Regions from separate parts of the Homo sapiens genome. Here region 2 is linked to region 1. A link is a loop called in an ENCODE intact Hi-C map of the cell type or tissue named here. Cell type or tissue: PC-9. All regions are shown on one strand.

What was found. Hi-C counts contacts between places; a loop is a spot of excess contacts. Peaks named below come from ENCODE experiments on the same cell type or tissue, not always from the same donor. Only the 100,000 strongest peaks of a DNase experiment are listed, where the experiment ranks them.
Region 2: a loop joins it to region 1, with 9 times the contacts of the local background. A loop is called at or near these places in 1 of 110 quality-filtered maps.

What each region holds. Positions count from the first base shown.
Region 1 is chr1:64,003,842-64,011,841 of GRCh38, forward strand. It overlaps ROR1 (receptor tyrosine kinase like orphan receptor 1), which reads left to right. Exons shown (of 9, transcript NM_005012.4): 2 at 5,464-5,535. Among named protein-coding and RNA genes, the nearest start is that of ROR1-AS1, 100 kb to the right of the region's middle. RefSeq lists an enhancer at 2,876-3,170. In PC-9, no CTCF peak of the experiment used is centred here; a DNase peak (open chromatin) is centred at 3,080; H3K27ac peaks cover 3,384 bases.
Region 2 is chr1:63,843,286-63,851,285 of GRCh38, forward strand. The region is part of intron 1 of ROR1 (receptor tyrosine kinase like orphan receptor 1); the gene reads left to right. It also overlaps the pseudogene CFL1P3. Among named protein-coding and RNA genes, the nearest start is that of ROR1, 73 kb to the left of the region's middle. In PC-9, no CTCF peak of the experiment used is centred here; DNase peaks (open chromatin) are centred at 3,206 and 4,176; H3K27ac peaks cover 621 bases.

The sequences.
Region 1 (8,000 bases):
CCTTCACCAAACAACATCTAAAGTAACACTGAAAACCAACAGTCTCAAAGCCATCAGCATCTTTGACTGTTTTCCCGCCACCCTCCAAATGATCACAAGTGGAGGCCTTCTTTTACCATAGGAAGAAAGTGTGCCCCTTCTATGTGACTGACCCTGGCTGCTTGGAAATTCCTTGAGTGTCTCTCAAAGCTCGGCCTCTGAGAATACATACCACATCTTATGGCTATACACGGCAGAACATGCAGCTCAGTGAGAAGTCAGCATGTATTTCCTTTTGAGCCACCTCTAAAGTCTGGCTCTATCTTAGAACTTCTGTGATTTTGGCGAAGCCACTTCCCTACCAGGGGCCTCACTTGCTTCCTCTGAAAAATGAGGAGATTGTATGACATAATGTTTTAAACAATTGTTTAAAACATTGGGGCATTTTCCACAGTACCTGTAAACACAACAATATATAAAATAGATAAAAGTAGAGTTGTTCCTTTTGAAGGAGGGTCTAGAGCCTGTACTCTTGTCCTCTGGAACCCCAAATCCTCTTATGTTCCTCTATAAATAGCTCCAAAAAATCCCATGGATCCAAAGAATATAATTTGATAAATATGTCTTGGGCCTTGAGGGCCCACCCAGTTATAACATTCTAGGACTCAGTGAGTGGTCAAGAAAGGCAGTGGGGTAGCCACTTGCTTCTCTTGCATTCAGCCTTTGCAGCTACTGGGCTGGCCGCTGGTCTTGTGAGTATGCGCATGCCTGTGTAACCTCACGCATCACTGAATCGGGGATACAGGATGTGGCATGGCTGGGAGCTTCTTGGAAGGGCCTCCACATCCTGTGAATGTTGGGTCTTTACCTGCCAACTGCTGAGATGAACCAGTAATCCTTTCGGAGAGCACAGGCTTTTATCAATGAGGAGGATTCAAGGCTTACTTTTTCCTTCCTTCCAAATAACACTCCCACTGTTGAGGCTTAAATACCAAAACCTTATGGTTTGCAGAATCAGTGCCAAAAAGTCAATCCTCCGAGAAACTGCAAAGATAATAGCCCCTATTGATCAAATCGGGAGGAGAATAGCTTTTGAGGTTTGCCCTCCTAAAAGAGGTCGAGAAAGATAAGGGTTGGAGTTTTCTAAAACATGCTTGGTTTGCTCAAATTGGATAAAACCATATAAAAACACTTATGTTCTTAGAGAACTGGTGACCAATTCAGGAAAACCTCACAAAATGAAAAGACTGGCTTGGATTAGTGAGGCATGTGAAATGCAGTGTCTTTCTAAGAGCATGGTAAATGTGTTATTTCAAATACAGACAGTGACTTAGTAGCTAACCAAGTACATCCATGCAGAGGATGGCCACTGTCTGCCTTACTAGACAAAGGAGAGGTATGAAAGCCCTTGAGTCTCTATGCTGGACACTGTACAGGAGTCTTTTGGTCCATTAGTTAATCATTACCTCAGTCCTTTGCTGCTCCCATTTTATGGATGAGAAAATAGAAGTTAAATGATGTTCAGTAACTTTCTCATGATCACAAAATTAATAAGTGTCAGATAGTAGTGTTAAAATCTGGTGTGTATTTCCATTAAATAGTCTACTGTCTTCTAAATGGCACATACACATTTGCTATTACCATAATGCTTTTGGTGAAGAGAGGCTGCCAGGCTGGTGGTAAATATACCTGGAAATGTCTCATGCTTTTGCCAGTGGTGAGGCGAATAGGAATCCATCAGTGGAGATCCTACAGGGTCAAAACTTGTGGCCGTGTCTCTCTCTGAAGCCACTGGTGGCCATGGAATTGATGGAGTTCAGCTGAGATGTGCTTGATTTTTCTCACTTAAACTTCAGTTTTCCTTTCAGTGAAGAAAAAAAGCTTATTAAACATCACTTTGTGAGGGGAGATTATTAATATTCAACTTTCTACATAAAATAATCAGCCTTTATTTTAAAAAAATATGGCCTTGGAAGATATTATTTTTCAGGGAAGTTATTCATATTTTAAAATATTTTATCTGTTTTTATTATCATTTTATCTGAGAAGCTGAACACGTGGTTATCTAAAGGAATGGATCTTGAAGTTGAGAACAAAACTCCCCAGAATCAGCACAATCACTTAATGAGCTTGCGAATTGAAATTATCTTTGCTACAGCCCAAGAACTGAGTGGTAATTAGTGTCCAGGGACACGTGGGGAACAATTTCAGTGTTAGCAGTGCCAAGAATCTATTCATTTGTCATTGGTCCCAAATTATATTCAATCAGCAATTCAACTCAGCTTGGAAAAACCAAGTGACATATAGCTAACTGTCTATAAAATTAACACTGTAAAATGAAACTATATTTCTGGCTGTGAGCAGCAGTAAGATGAAGCTATGAAAATATTGCATGTAAATGCTGTCAAGGTTCATTTTAATCCCACCACTTTCCAACCTATGCTTCCTTCCCTGAAATGCCGCCTTGGCTGCCAACCTTCTATTCCCAAGCTCCCTGAAGTCTGGGTGTCGGGGTGTTTGATGAGCCTTTTCATAGGTGAACCGCAGCAGTCCATACTACTGAAAACAAGGGCTGTCATTATTGAAAGAGCCAAAGTGGGTGGCAGCAGCATGGGGCTCAGACTGGAGTTGGGGTTGGAGTCATATGTGGAGGGCCCTGAAATGTAGACAATTAGCTCTTCTGGGGAAAGCACCTGCACGAAATACCCGTTCCCCAAACAAGAGGTTGATAACAGAAGCACTGCTTTCCACTGTGGCTTTGTAGTAAGCATTTCTCCTACTTGGGTAAAATTTTCTTTTTGTTTTCATATTTTGGAATTAAGATCCCTGCCATACTGCCTATCTGACATCTGGTCCCCTTGAAAGAGTCTATGCTATTTTTGGCTCAGGACGTTGGAGGAAACCAGGGCCACTGTAGGTGGGGAGGGTATGTGTGGTTCATCTACTTCTTTCCCACCTGCTTCTAGGACTAGGAAAGAGGTAAGCCAAGGAGGTCTGCACAAACCAAACAATCCTTTTGTCTCTGCTGTGGCAGGGAGATAAACTAGAAGTATGCCTTTGCAAGGTCTCAGTGAGTCAACATCCTGTTCTTGTTCAAGCTTAGTCAGTGACGATGACATGTGGCCATTTGGCAGACAGTCACCATCAGTAAATATGGAAATACGAAAAATGTGCTTATCTCTGTGAAAAGGTGAGGCCAGAGGTAAGGTGAAAAAAAAAAGCCAGGTTTTACAGGCTTGAGTACTGGTCAGCATGGGCTGCCAGAAGGTGTGGAGTGCTAGAGTCAAAGAGACCTGGGTTTGAATTGCAATTCTTCCACTTAATAAAGTTCATCCTGCATTCTATCTCAGATCAATTTTTAGTGGCTACCTAGAGCACTGTGCTTAAAGGACTCTACGACAGATCCCAGGCTTAACAGGTAAACAGAGCCATAATTGATTAAAGATGCCTACACTGGATTGAAGTAGGAGGGATTGACAACTTGTATGCCTTATAGCTAATGACCCTGGGTCCTCTAAGGTCCTGTCCAGCCCTAATATTCTCTAGTAATGTTCTGAGTGTGTGTGTGTGTGTGTGTGTGTGTGTGTGTAGACATAGCCTGAGGGGAGGTTAGTATAACCCCATTACAATATATTAGTAGCGTGGATTAAATTTTCAAAAAACAAGAACAACAACCAAGATTATTTGTATATTACAGTCTATTATTAAAGAGTTTTAACAGCCCGTAAGTACTTCTAACAGTCCATAAGTACTTCATAGTGTATTATGTCCTTTAGATTATTGATTTGTATGTTTGCTTTGATTCATGATGGCTTTGAAAATTATATTTTAAGTTATTTACCACAAATGACTCTCTATATTCAAATACTTAGCTTTCATTTGTCTTGACCTAAAATTCCAATGTAGAGAAACGAATTTCTCTATTCACAGAAATGGTAACAATTCCAAACACGACCAGTGAAATTAGTTACAGGAGCAATGTTGTTCTTCCTTAGGAAGGCTATTAAATTTATTAGTCTAAGACTGGTCTTTCAACAAGAAAAGGAGTTTATGTTTGATTATGTGTGGTCATTTCTGCAGATTTGTTTTCTTGTTAATGTAGTATTTTAGGGGCGAGGTGTATTTTGCCCTTGTTCTTTTTTTTTTTTTTTTGCAATTTCCATTTTTATTTTAGATTCAGAGGGTACATGTACAGGCTTGTTGTGAGAGTATATTGCATGATCCTGAGGTTTGGGCTTCCATTGATCCCATCACCCAGATAGTGAACATACTACCCAATAGGTAGTTTTTCAACCCTTGCCCCACTCCCTCTATCCTTTTGTAATTCCAGTGTCTATTGCTCCTATCCATGGTACCTATGATTTTACTCCCACTTATAAGTGAGAACACATGATATTTGGTTTTCTGCTTCTCTGTTAATTCACTTAGGCTAATGGCCTCCATCTGCATCCATGTTGCTACAAAGGACATGATTTCATTATTTTTATGGCTACATAGTATTCCATGGTATATATGTACCACATTCTCTTTATCCAGTCCTCTGTTGATGGGCACCTAGGTTGATTCCATGTCTTCGCTATTATGAATAGTGCTGTGATGAACATATGATGCAGGTGTCTTTTTGGTAGAATAATTTATTTTCTTTGGGGTATATACCTTGTAATGTGATTGCTGGGTTGAATGGTAGGTCTATTTTTAGCTCTTTGAGAAATCTCCCAACTGTTTTCCACAGTGGTGGAACTAATTTACATTCCCCCAACAGTGTATTAGCATTCCGTTTTCTCTGCATCCTTGCCAGCATCTGTTATTTTTTGACTTTTTTTGTTTTTTTTGAGATGGAGTCTCGCTATGTCAGCCAGGCTGGATTTCAGTGGCACCATTTCAGCTCACTGCAACCTCCGCCTCCCAGGTTCAAGCGATTCTCCTGCCTCAGCCTCCTGAGTAGCTGGGATTACAGGTGCATGCCACCAGGCAGGGCTAATTTTTGTATTTTTAGTAGAGACGGGGTTTCATCATGTTGGTCAGGCTGGTCTCGAACTCCTGACCTTGTGATCCACCTGCCTCGGCCTCCCAAAGTGCTGGTATTACAGGTGTGAGCCACTGTGCCCAGCGTGACTTTTTAATGATAGCCATTCTGACTAGTATGAGATGGCATCTCATTGTGGTTTTGATTTGCATTTCTCTGGTGGTAAGTGATGTTGAGAGGGTTAATGTAATATTTTACATTTTAATTTTCAAGCCAGTGTTTTGAAGTAAAAATCTTCAAATCTGGCCAATAGATTGTTCATTTGGATGGCATCTAAAATGCAGGCGCCTCTACTGGCATCTAGAGCCACCATTCCAGTCTAATAAGCTATGGGATTGCCGTGGTCTCTCTCCAAAGGCAGGCCCTTTGGAAATCTCCTCTAATGCTTCTAACAGCCTATAAATTACTATATTTAATATTGCCCTTGTCTTTCTCCCTTCCCTTCTTTTTCTTTTCAGAAACAGAGCTGTCAGTCAGTGCTGAATTAGTGCCTACCTCATCATGGAACATCTCAAGTGAACTCAACAAAGGTACACAGTGGGGGCACACAGGGGAGGCGAGGAAAGAGGTGTGGAACTGTTTTTAATCCTGGCATGACCTTCTTTGAAATCAACTGTTTTTCAGATCACTGCAAGGAGGTGGGGGCCAAAATAAATCCCCAGCTTACTTTGTGATCATTTAACATTGAATTACTTGGGATTCTATTATTTCTGGAGAGTTTCTTTCCCCCCCTCGTTCCTTTTTCTTCTTCCTCTAAAATGTTCCACATGGTAAAAATGCTTCAAGATGTGAAATAGGGTCATTTCTGACCTTTCTGACACTACATCTAGTGGATCTTATTTAGGGGATTTGATTCAGCCCAAGCCAGGATTCATCAGAGCTGTTTGCTCGGTGACCTTTCACGATGAGCATTTGATGTGCTTGCAGGGTTCAGGACCGAGTATCTGGAATGTTTGTAATTGCCTGTGCATAAGGATGGCAGCTTCCTTTGTGCACGTGGGGAACAGGTTTCTGCTAGGAGATTGTTGTTTAGCATTAATTAAGCCCCGCCATATGTTAAGCATTGGGTATTTTATAAAGACCCTATGTCCTGGAGTGGTACATCAGGACACATTCAAAACCTCTGCAGTCTGGCTCAATCTACCTTTCTAGCCTTAGTTATCTTTATTCCCCTTTATGCATTTCCAGCCAAATTTCGATTTCTTCTTATACATCCTGTGCTTTTCTGCCTCTCTGCTCTCACCTTTTCACCTGGATTGCCTTCTCTTCTTTGCCAATACTCATTCTCCCCCTTTTGCAAGGCAACAAATTACTTCTCCCTCAAGACCAAGCATAAAATTTACATTATCCAGTCTTGTCTAATCCCTCCAGCTGGAAGTGGCCTTTCCCTCTTTGAAACTCCCATAGCTCTCTTTCTTCTCTGTTCTTCTCTTCACATTTTCTATATGATGTTATGGTGATTTATATACTTATCTCACCCTTAAGCTTAGAAGTTCCTTGTAGGAGGGTTTCTATCTTACTTTTTTTTTTTTTTGGTCTCCATCACAAAATCTAGCACAAACTCTTATTTGTAGGAAATTCTCAATAAATGTGTGTGGAATGATGAGTCACATCTTACCTGGTGAGAAGCCATAGCCATACATATTTGTGTGCAAATACATTCAGCAAACTTACTGAGTTTCTACTTTAGTTCAGGCATGATTCAAGGTTCTGAGATTACAGTGGTAAAGGGAGCTCAAAAGTCATTGTCATAAATGGTCTTTTATGATTAGCTCTCTATTGTCTACTGACATAGTTTGGTTGTGTCCCCACCCAAATCTCATCTTGAATTGTAGTTCCCATAATCCCTACGTGTTGTGAGAGGGACCAGGTGGAGATAATTGAATCATGAGGGTGGTTTCCCCCATCCTGTTCTCATAATAATGAGTTAGTTCTCATGAGATCTGATGGTTTTATAAGGGGCTTCCTCCTTCGCTGGGCACTCATTCTCTCCCCTGCCGCCCTGTGAAGAGGTGCCTTCTGTCATGATTGTAACTTTCCTGAGACCTCCCCAGCCATGTAGAACTGTGAGTCAATTAAACCTCTTTCCTTTATAAATTACCCAGTCTTGGGCAGTTCTTTATAGCAGCATGAGAACAAACTAATACATCTACTAATACATTCACTGTAAGTTGTATTTCCTCTCTGAGAAGAGATAAGTTTATTTTATAAAACAGCAATGGGTGAAGTTATTTTGCTGGTTATACTTTACTAGGCACTTTAGGATGGTGGAATGAAGTGAGATGTCTTTTCACCTTAAATCAAAGGACATTTAGAATATTTTTTCTATTGCCAAATTTGACCTGACATTATTTTTCTATTAAATATTAAATCAGGCACTCCATGTTACTCCTCTCCACCTCCAGCATCAACCACAATGCCTAGAAAGCAGATTTTCAACAAATATTTATAGAATATGTTTAATGGAAAAGAAGAAATAAAAGACCCTGAACATTAACTTAGTACCTGCTCTGTGCCAGGCACTGTGCTGGGTGCTTTTTTGTGAACTTATTCTGCAAGTTCCTTATGGTGCCAACAGAAAAATTATATCATTGCACACTGCATGTTATTGATCAGATTCCAGTTATGGCAATAGAAAAGCATCAATGTGTGCTAAGAAAGGCAGCAGAGCCAGCAGTCTAGAACCCAGCCTGCCAGACTTGGAATTTCTACCAGACCAGCACTGTAATTAGTAGTAGTTGCCCATTAAGAAAGTAGTGGTGTCAATAGTATGAACCTGCTGGCTGAAGGGAAGGATAAAGGCAGGCCCCAGACTCCTTTATTTGTTCAACACAGACTTCCAGAGAGTATGGATGGCTTTCTGGAGGTACGAGGATGCTTGGCATCATCTTTCTCTAGAAGGTAATTAGTGTATATTCTTTAATTTCCATTTTGAATGAGAGAGGAAGATCATTTGTTGATCAAAACCTTATCGATTCCTACTCTGGTCTAGGAA
Region 2 (8,000 bases), 160 kb before region 1:
GTAATTCATGCTTGATCCCTGTCAGCTTCTTGACGGCGTCCTTGGAGCTGGCATAGATCATTTTGCTTTTAAGGGGAGCAGACTCAGGGACCCAGAAGATAAACACCAGGTCCTCCTCCTTGCTCTCCTTGGTCTCGTAGGTTGTGTCACAGAGGGTGTAGTGGCAGTCCTTATCTGGCAGCATCCTGACAAAGGTGGTGTAGGGGTCGTCGATGGTCTGGCTCACATCGCCCACCAGGATCTTCTTGGTCTCCTCCAGGATGATGTTCTTCTTGTCCTCACTAAGGCAGAAGAGCACCACCTTCTTGAGCTTCTTCACCTCCTCTGGCATTGAAGACTTATGCAACTTCATGTCGTTGAACATGTTCATGACACCATCAGACAGCCACACCAGAGGCCATGTTTCCAGAAGTGAAAAGGAGAGGGCATGGAGAGCCGCAGAAGACAAGAGCACTGCAGCCGCTGCTGGGACCCGACTGCACTCTGTTCCTTCTTTGCACCATTAGATCAGGCTGCACATTGCTCATAGGAAGATTGCAACAACTTTTTAGCTGATTTCCCTAACTCTGGGTGGGTCCCTCTTCATATTAGTCCTCCACACCTTGCTGAAGTAGCCTCCTGAGACATAAATCTGACTCTTCCCTGCTTAAAGCCATTTACTGCCTGCCTATTATCTATAGGAAAGGCCCAAGCTCCTTAGCATGACACCAAAGGGATTTTCAGACCAGCCCTTGCTAATCCCTCTAGCCTTAGGGGGGCAGCATATCAGAGTGATTATCTCCCTTACTCTCCCAGTGACTTAACCTTTGTAGCCTGTTTCCTCATTGCTAACATTAGGATGATAAAACCTACCTCATGGGTTGGTGAGGAATTAATCAGCTCACACATGGTTAGCCCTCAGTAAACGTTGGCTGTTATGGTTGTGTCTTTCCACTCTCTGCCTCGCACTTTAAGATCTGGCTACATGGTTTTCTGCTGACTCTGTGTCCCTTTTCACCATGGTTAGTGCCTTTATTCCTGCCACCCACTCTTCTTGCAATGTCCTCCAAACCCTGTTGCCTGGCTTCACGCTGGTTAGGCACATCCTCTTCCTTCTCTTGGATGCTCCATGCATGTGTCGGCCATTGAGCTGTAAATATCTACTAATAAGTCAGTTACTGCTGCTAGACTATCAACTTTATGGGGATGGGGGGTGTTTTATTTATCTTTGTGTTGCTAGCACATAGCATGTGTTGAAAAAAATGGTGAATGAATACATGAAAGAATAAAAGGAATTCACAGTCTACTAGGGTGTTTGGGGTCTAGGGATGAAGGGTGGAAGGCAGCTAAGTAGCTTAATAATAACAGGTTAGAGAATCTGGGTAAAGCTGGGGCTGAGGTGAGAATTAGGCCCTATAGGAGTCCAGTGTAGGGAGTTTGCTTGTTGAGTGTGGTGCATGTAGTGAGGAAGCCTGTTTAAAGTTATCTCCTCAATGAAATAAAGCAGCCCCTTCTAGGCAATCCTAATTACTCCCTTTCCTGAAAGAATATATTGCAAATGGAAGGTCATGCAATCTGCCTTCTTGTAAGATCTTCAATTTCTCAGAATACAATGAATTCTCTATTACCTGGAGGAGGGGTAGAAAGGAGCTTCTTTTTAATTAAATTGTCTCTGCAGCAGAAAGTGACTTTATCCTGCCTTTTGAAGTCTTCCAGTTGTCCTCAGCCTGGCTCAAATCACTCTCCTTGAATTCATTGTTACACTAGTGCACCCTGCTTTGTGAGTTATAATTTAACGTGAGCGTATCTAATTCTCTAATGAGATGGAGACTCTTTGGGAGTTTATGTTTTTTTCCCTGAAATGTTTAATGTCATGCTTTTGAATTAAGAAGGGCTTCTACATATATTTATAGACTGGCTGAGTTTCTCCATATATGTGTTAAGAACTTTCAAATAATTAGAGCACAGCCTGAATTTCAGAATGCCAGTGATCTTCTCCAGGGCTTCAGCTTCCCTGAAAGAACAGCTACTCAGGGCCTATTATTAAATGTTTAAGGTATCATTTTTTAACTTTGAAATAAAAACTGAAATATTTGGAAAATACTGATAAACGAACAAACAAAAAAACCTGAACTAACCCTACTAGTAGTAGTGGTAACTACTATACAATAGTATTTGGAGTATATCTCTGTAGTCTGTCTTCCTTGGCTTTGTGTCTTTGCTTCTCTTTCTCTTTCAATGAATGAGGTCATCTTTTATCACTCATCTGGCAATCTGCTTTCTTCTCCTTAACATCAATAGATATTTATTAAAAGTGATGATGCTGGAGTATTTCTTTTAGGTTCCTGTTTCAATCCTTGACCCACTGTTTTGCCTTGTTTGCCACTGCCTGCCTTTTCTTGATTTCTGTTTGTCTCTCTGGATTGACCCATTATTGTGTTCTGATCTCTGATACCTGCATGCATCTTCATAGTAACTTCCAACTTTTGGGAGTGTCTGCTGTGCCCCAGATAGTTGTATGTGTTTTACCTGCTTTAAAAATCTCTTTTCGGATAGACTGGATATTTGTAGTCTCCATGTCACAGATGAGGAATTTATTTGGTGTAGAGATTTAGTAATTTATAAAAGATCATGAAGCTTAGATGGAGCCTGAACTTATGTTTTTATACTCAGCACCCCCTCTAGTATGTGAAACTGTCATCTTTAGCTTCTGACTCCTTCTGGAATACTGATTTTTGGGTGCTGTGTCTAATCAGCTTTCAGCTCTACAATATTCCTTGAAGGGCACCGCAACCCACAACCTTGGGCCAGCATAGTGAATTTTATATTTTTTATTTGACAGAGAGAGAGAGAATGTGTGTGTGTGTGTGTGTGTGTGTGTGTGTGTGTGTGTGTGTGTGTGTGTGTTTGAGAAATCAGCAGCTGTGGTTCTTGCTTTCACTCCTCATGGTGAGGAGGTGGCCTACCCCTCACATCTGTTTTCAGCCCCTGTTCCTCAATACCAGAGTTATTTTCTATTAACTCAATGCACCTTTTCTTTGTAATTCTTGTCAATTTTCCCTCCAGCCACCTGCGCGGTCTCTGGCTTGCTCTCAGGCTGTGAGTAAATTCTTTGTATACTTGCTGTTTTCGATAACCTCAGCCCAAGACTTAATGTCAAGGTGGGGGCCCTATTAAAGATGCCATGAATCATCTTGTCTTTGTTTGAAGATTTCCGTGTTGGCAAGTGGGCAGATAGATGTAGGTTTCCCAACCAGATGTACTGGTAGCTGAGATGGGGGCATTCAGCTGAAGTACATTCCTATCATTATTTGGCAAAGAAAGAGCCACTGAGATTAAAAGCATGATCCTTGCTTGTGATCTGGCTTCATCAACGGAATCACAGAGCCTCTGTGTTGGAAAGGGCCTTGAAATCATCTGCAACTGCGCGGCTTGATACTTGAGGGAACTGAGGCAATAGATACAGGAAGTGATGTAAAGTTATAAATGCCAAACCTTCAAGGGACTTTTGACATGACGTAACTCTGCGCTCTTATGTTTTGGGGGAAGAATAGTAAGGCCTCTAGAAGCTCACTAACACTCCTAATGCGGCACAGCGCGTTACTGCAGAGCAAGGACTCTACTGACCACAGGCCCAGGACAGCGGCCTTGGAGGTGAAGTCACTAAGGGGGATCTGTAGGATTTGGCTGGTTACAAGAGCTCACCCGCTATCTCCTCCAGGCTGGCTTCCGTGGGCCTCTGTTGAACTATCAGTCCAGTGTTCTTGCCTCTGTCCCCACAGCCCTGCAGAGGTCTTCTTCCACCTGACAGATGGTGACTGCCTTCTCCACAGTGGTAGGAGTGAGGGAAACAGTGAGGGGAAATCAGGAAACAGGAAGCCAGGGAGAGGAGCAAGAGGTGTTGGGGCTGTATGTGCTGGCTCCGTGCCTTGGTGTTGTGGGTTTCTAGAGGGTTTTAACTTTGTAGTAAAGACGGGACTTGGAGGAATTCTCCCTGTGGTGGGACAGGAGTTTTCTCCACAGCCTTCACAAAGTATTCCCCGCAAGAACTACTCATCCTTCACGGTCTACTTCTATCGTAGCAGTTCAGTCTTCTGCTGTTTCTTCTGGTACCAGCCTATGGATTGGGTAAGGAGAAAGATCAGGTTTGTAAAGAGATCTTTCTGGTCCTTCCAGTAATAAAGCCCCTTGGACAAGGGCCAGGGAGATTCATCTCCCAGAGACTCCTGTGCTCTAGGTGGTGGTAGAGGCTTCCTGCCAGAAGGATCTGAGGCAGAGGACGTGGATGGTGCCATGCTGGCGTCTCTGTGCATCTGGCAGCGCAACAAAGGACTTCTGTCTGCCCTGCGAGGCTGGGTCGGTAAAACCCACTTCAATTGAAAGCCACCACACTTTAGCAACTTGATAATTAAAATTCTAATATGTGAATTAAAGAAAACAAGGGGCTGTGTTCCTGCCATATTAAAATACAGCTGCAGTGATTCCACTATTGTTTCCTTTGACAGAGCTGTGGTTTTCCTACACACCTTTGTTTGAGGCTTTGATTCAGATATACTCCCTGCTGCTGATAAGTCCCATGTGTCTACTCATCGGTTAGATGGTGCATGGGGATGATTCTTCTGTGATGTGGAGAATGAAAGATCGTGTCTTCAAGTTATGTGAGGTGGCTAAGTGACATCTCATCAAGAGCAGAGATAAAAACAAAACTCATGGAAAAGGTACTTCCTGAGCTCCCTTTTTGTTTCCTAAGTGATTTAAAACAATAAAGGCCAAATCGAAGAGAAAACTTAAGAACCGATATAGCTGATACCTGGACTTACGGATTGATTTATTTCTGTGAACACTCTGGGAAAATGGCCACTTGTCGCTCTCTGTTATTAATAAAGAGGTCACTTTATCATTAGGCCTTTGAATCTGTATTTAATGGCTAAAGCAGATGGTTATAATTTCTGACTTGGTGTGGCCACCTTATTAATAAAAAAGAACTGATGGAAGCAAAAAGGCGTCTTCATTTTTAACTCCAGAAGCATAACACAAATGCTTTCCAGTCTTTCTTTGTGTGGAGAGCAGACCAAGTGACTGCAATAAGATCCTGTTACACATTTGAAAAAAAGACTTTTGCAGAGTGGAGGTAACTCAGTTTGAATCCTTCTTTTGTTAAACTTTAAAAGAACACTATAAATATATGCCCCTTTCCTTGAAGAAGGTATTTCGAAGGAAGCTTCAGGATTATATTTTAAAGTAAATTAATATTTTAATAACATAAGGAAACTAAAAAACACCTAATTTATTTCAGATAGTGGAGGCCTGTGGTACTTTCTAAAATTATTCTTTTTGCTTAAACTACTATAAACTGCTTTTTTGGATTTAATTACTAGGCTTAGATGAATGTGCCATGCATCTTATTTTGGTTCTTTTTAAATTCACTTGGAATTAAAAAAAATCAATAATGGCAAAAACGTCTGGTAGTGGATTTCTGCTTGATTTCATCAAGCCTGTATATTCCCCTATAATGGTAAGGAGTTTGAAATCGTGGTTATCATCCTGGAAATTTTTTGTCCCCAAAGGGACAAACCTACATTTGTGAAGACAGAATGATTTAGAATCTTAATGTACTCAGTAAACCGAGTGAACAGAGCAGAAAAATGCTGGGAATTCTTCACATAGGCTCAGAAGAGCTCTTTAATTCACTTAGATACCAAAGACTTATTGATATGTCAGGCTGTGGGCGGCATCCTGGGGTCTGTTATGGCAATGAATTCCTGGTCCTTAGGTGACAAGAATGGGATGAGTGTGCTATGCCTGGCTCTGAGATAAAGAAAAAACATGGAATGTTAAGGATCTTAAAGTCTTTACGGGTTTCTTTGCCCACTAGTTTTCAATGTTTTTTAATTAATGATGCCTTTCAGGCTGTCCATGGGCCCACGTTTAGAAGTGTTTTGAATTTCAAATTATTAATGGTAATTGTTGTTTTCTGTTTTCATTAACCAAAGGCATGTATAACAACCCATTCAGTTCATTTGTTTATTGATTTGTTCATTAATTCTTCAGTATTTAGCTTGTATTTACTTTTGGCTTGGCACCATGCCAAGCACAGGGATGCAGAGGAGTTTGTGATGGCCACCAGTCTTATTTAAAATGCCTAAAATAGGGTCAGGAGCAGTGGCTAACACCTGTAATCCCAGCATTTTTGGAGGCTGAGGCTGAAGGATCACTTGAGCTCAGGAGTTTGAGACCAGCCTTGGCAACATAGTGACACCTCATCTCTACAAAAAATAAAAAAAGTTGGCGGGGTGTGGGGTGGGCGCCTGTGGTCCCAGCTACTCCAGAGACTGAGTTGGGAAGGTCACTTGAGCCCAGGACGTCAAGGCTGCAGTGAGCAGTGATGGTACCCCACACTACAGCCTGAGGGACAGAATGAGACCCTGTCTCAAAAAAATAAATAAAAATAACTAAAGTGCTCCACAACAGTGGATGGATTTTTGTTTTTCCTACCATCTCAGATTCCTGGATATCTAGACCAATCCATTGCTAAGCCATCGTGCTTTGTTTTCTTTTTTAAACTTTGAAATGTTTTAAGTGTACAGAAAAGCAGACAAAAGTGACAAAACCCATTTCAGATACAAATATTTTTTATTTGTTTCAGATTTTTAAAAGAAATAAAACATTATAGATACAACAAAAGCTCCCAGTGTACCCCTCCTAAATCCTGTCTCTTTTCTTCTCCAGAGATAATCTGTCCTTTAAATGTGATGTCTTTTCATTCCCATGCATGTTTTTATATTTTTGCTCTCTGTGCATAAATGCACTGAGTGCTACTAAAAATAGTGCTTTGCCTATTTTAAAATTGTGTATAAATGGGAACTTACTGTACCTGTCATACATCTTGCTATTTTTGCTCAATGTTGTGTTTTTGGTATTAACCTTGTTAATTTAGGAATTGCATGTTGATCTAAGAAGTTATTTTAGTTGCTGTGCAGTAAGTATGCTATTGTATGACCATTTCACAATTAATGTACCCATTCTCCTGCCTTCATTTTTTTGTGTATTATAAACAATTTTGCCATGAAAACTTTGACTTATCTTTCTGTAAAAATGTGTGAAGTTTTTCTAGGCCAAATACCTAGGAATAGAATAGAGTATGCATGTCTTCGGCTTCCCTAGGTGCTGTGGAATTGCTCTCCAACGGCCTTATGCCAGTGCGAGCTCCTTCCTACAGGATATAAGTTCCCGTTGCTCTTTACCCTTTCTAACTCTTGATATTGGAAGTATTTTTAGATTTTGCTTATTCAACAGGTATGAGAAACTATCACAGTTTGGATGTATAAAGATATGTCAAGTTGAGTAAAGATGTTAGAGCAAAGACTGGAGATTTTTTTTTCCTTTTCCTCCTGTTCTAGCTGTATTGTTCTAGCTATATTATAGGGCAGATTTGAGTTTCTGCTTGGGTAGAATTATCCTCATCAAAGCCTACTTTGGCCCTAATTAGTTTGCTATACATCCATTGTACACAGAACACATTATGTACATTTCTAAGGAATTGAAGAGACAAAGTCCAAACTTATAGAACCTATGTTGGGGGTGCATAGCAGGAGATACTGGGGCCCAATTTACAGTAGGTTCATTGCACTGGCCAGTGAATTCAGGGACCTTGCTCTCTATATCAGCAGAGATTGCTGCCTGTGTGGTTTTTTGGTTTTTTGTTTTGTTTGCTTTTTGTTTGTTTGTTTGTTTGAGACAGAATCTTGCTCTGTCTCCAAGCTGGAGTGCAGTGGCACGATCTAGGCTCACTGCAACCTCCGTCTCCCGAGTTCAATCAATTGTCCTGCCTCAGCCTCCTGAGTAGCTGGGACTATAGGCGTGTGCCACCACGCCCAGCTATTTTTTGTATTTTTAGTAGAGACGGGGTTTCACCATGTTGGCCAGGATGGTCTCAATTTCTTGACCTGGTGATCCGCTAGCCTCGGCCTCCTAAAGTACTGGGATTACAGGCGTGAGCCACTGCGCCCGGCCGCTTTTTG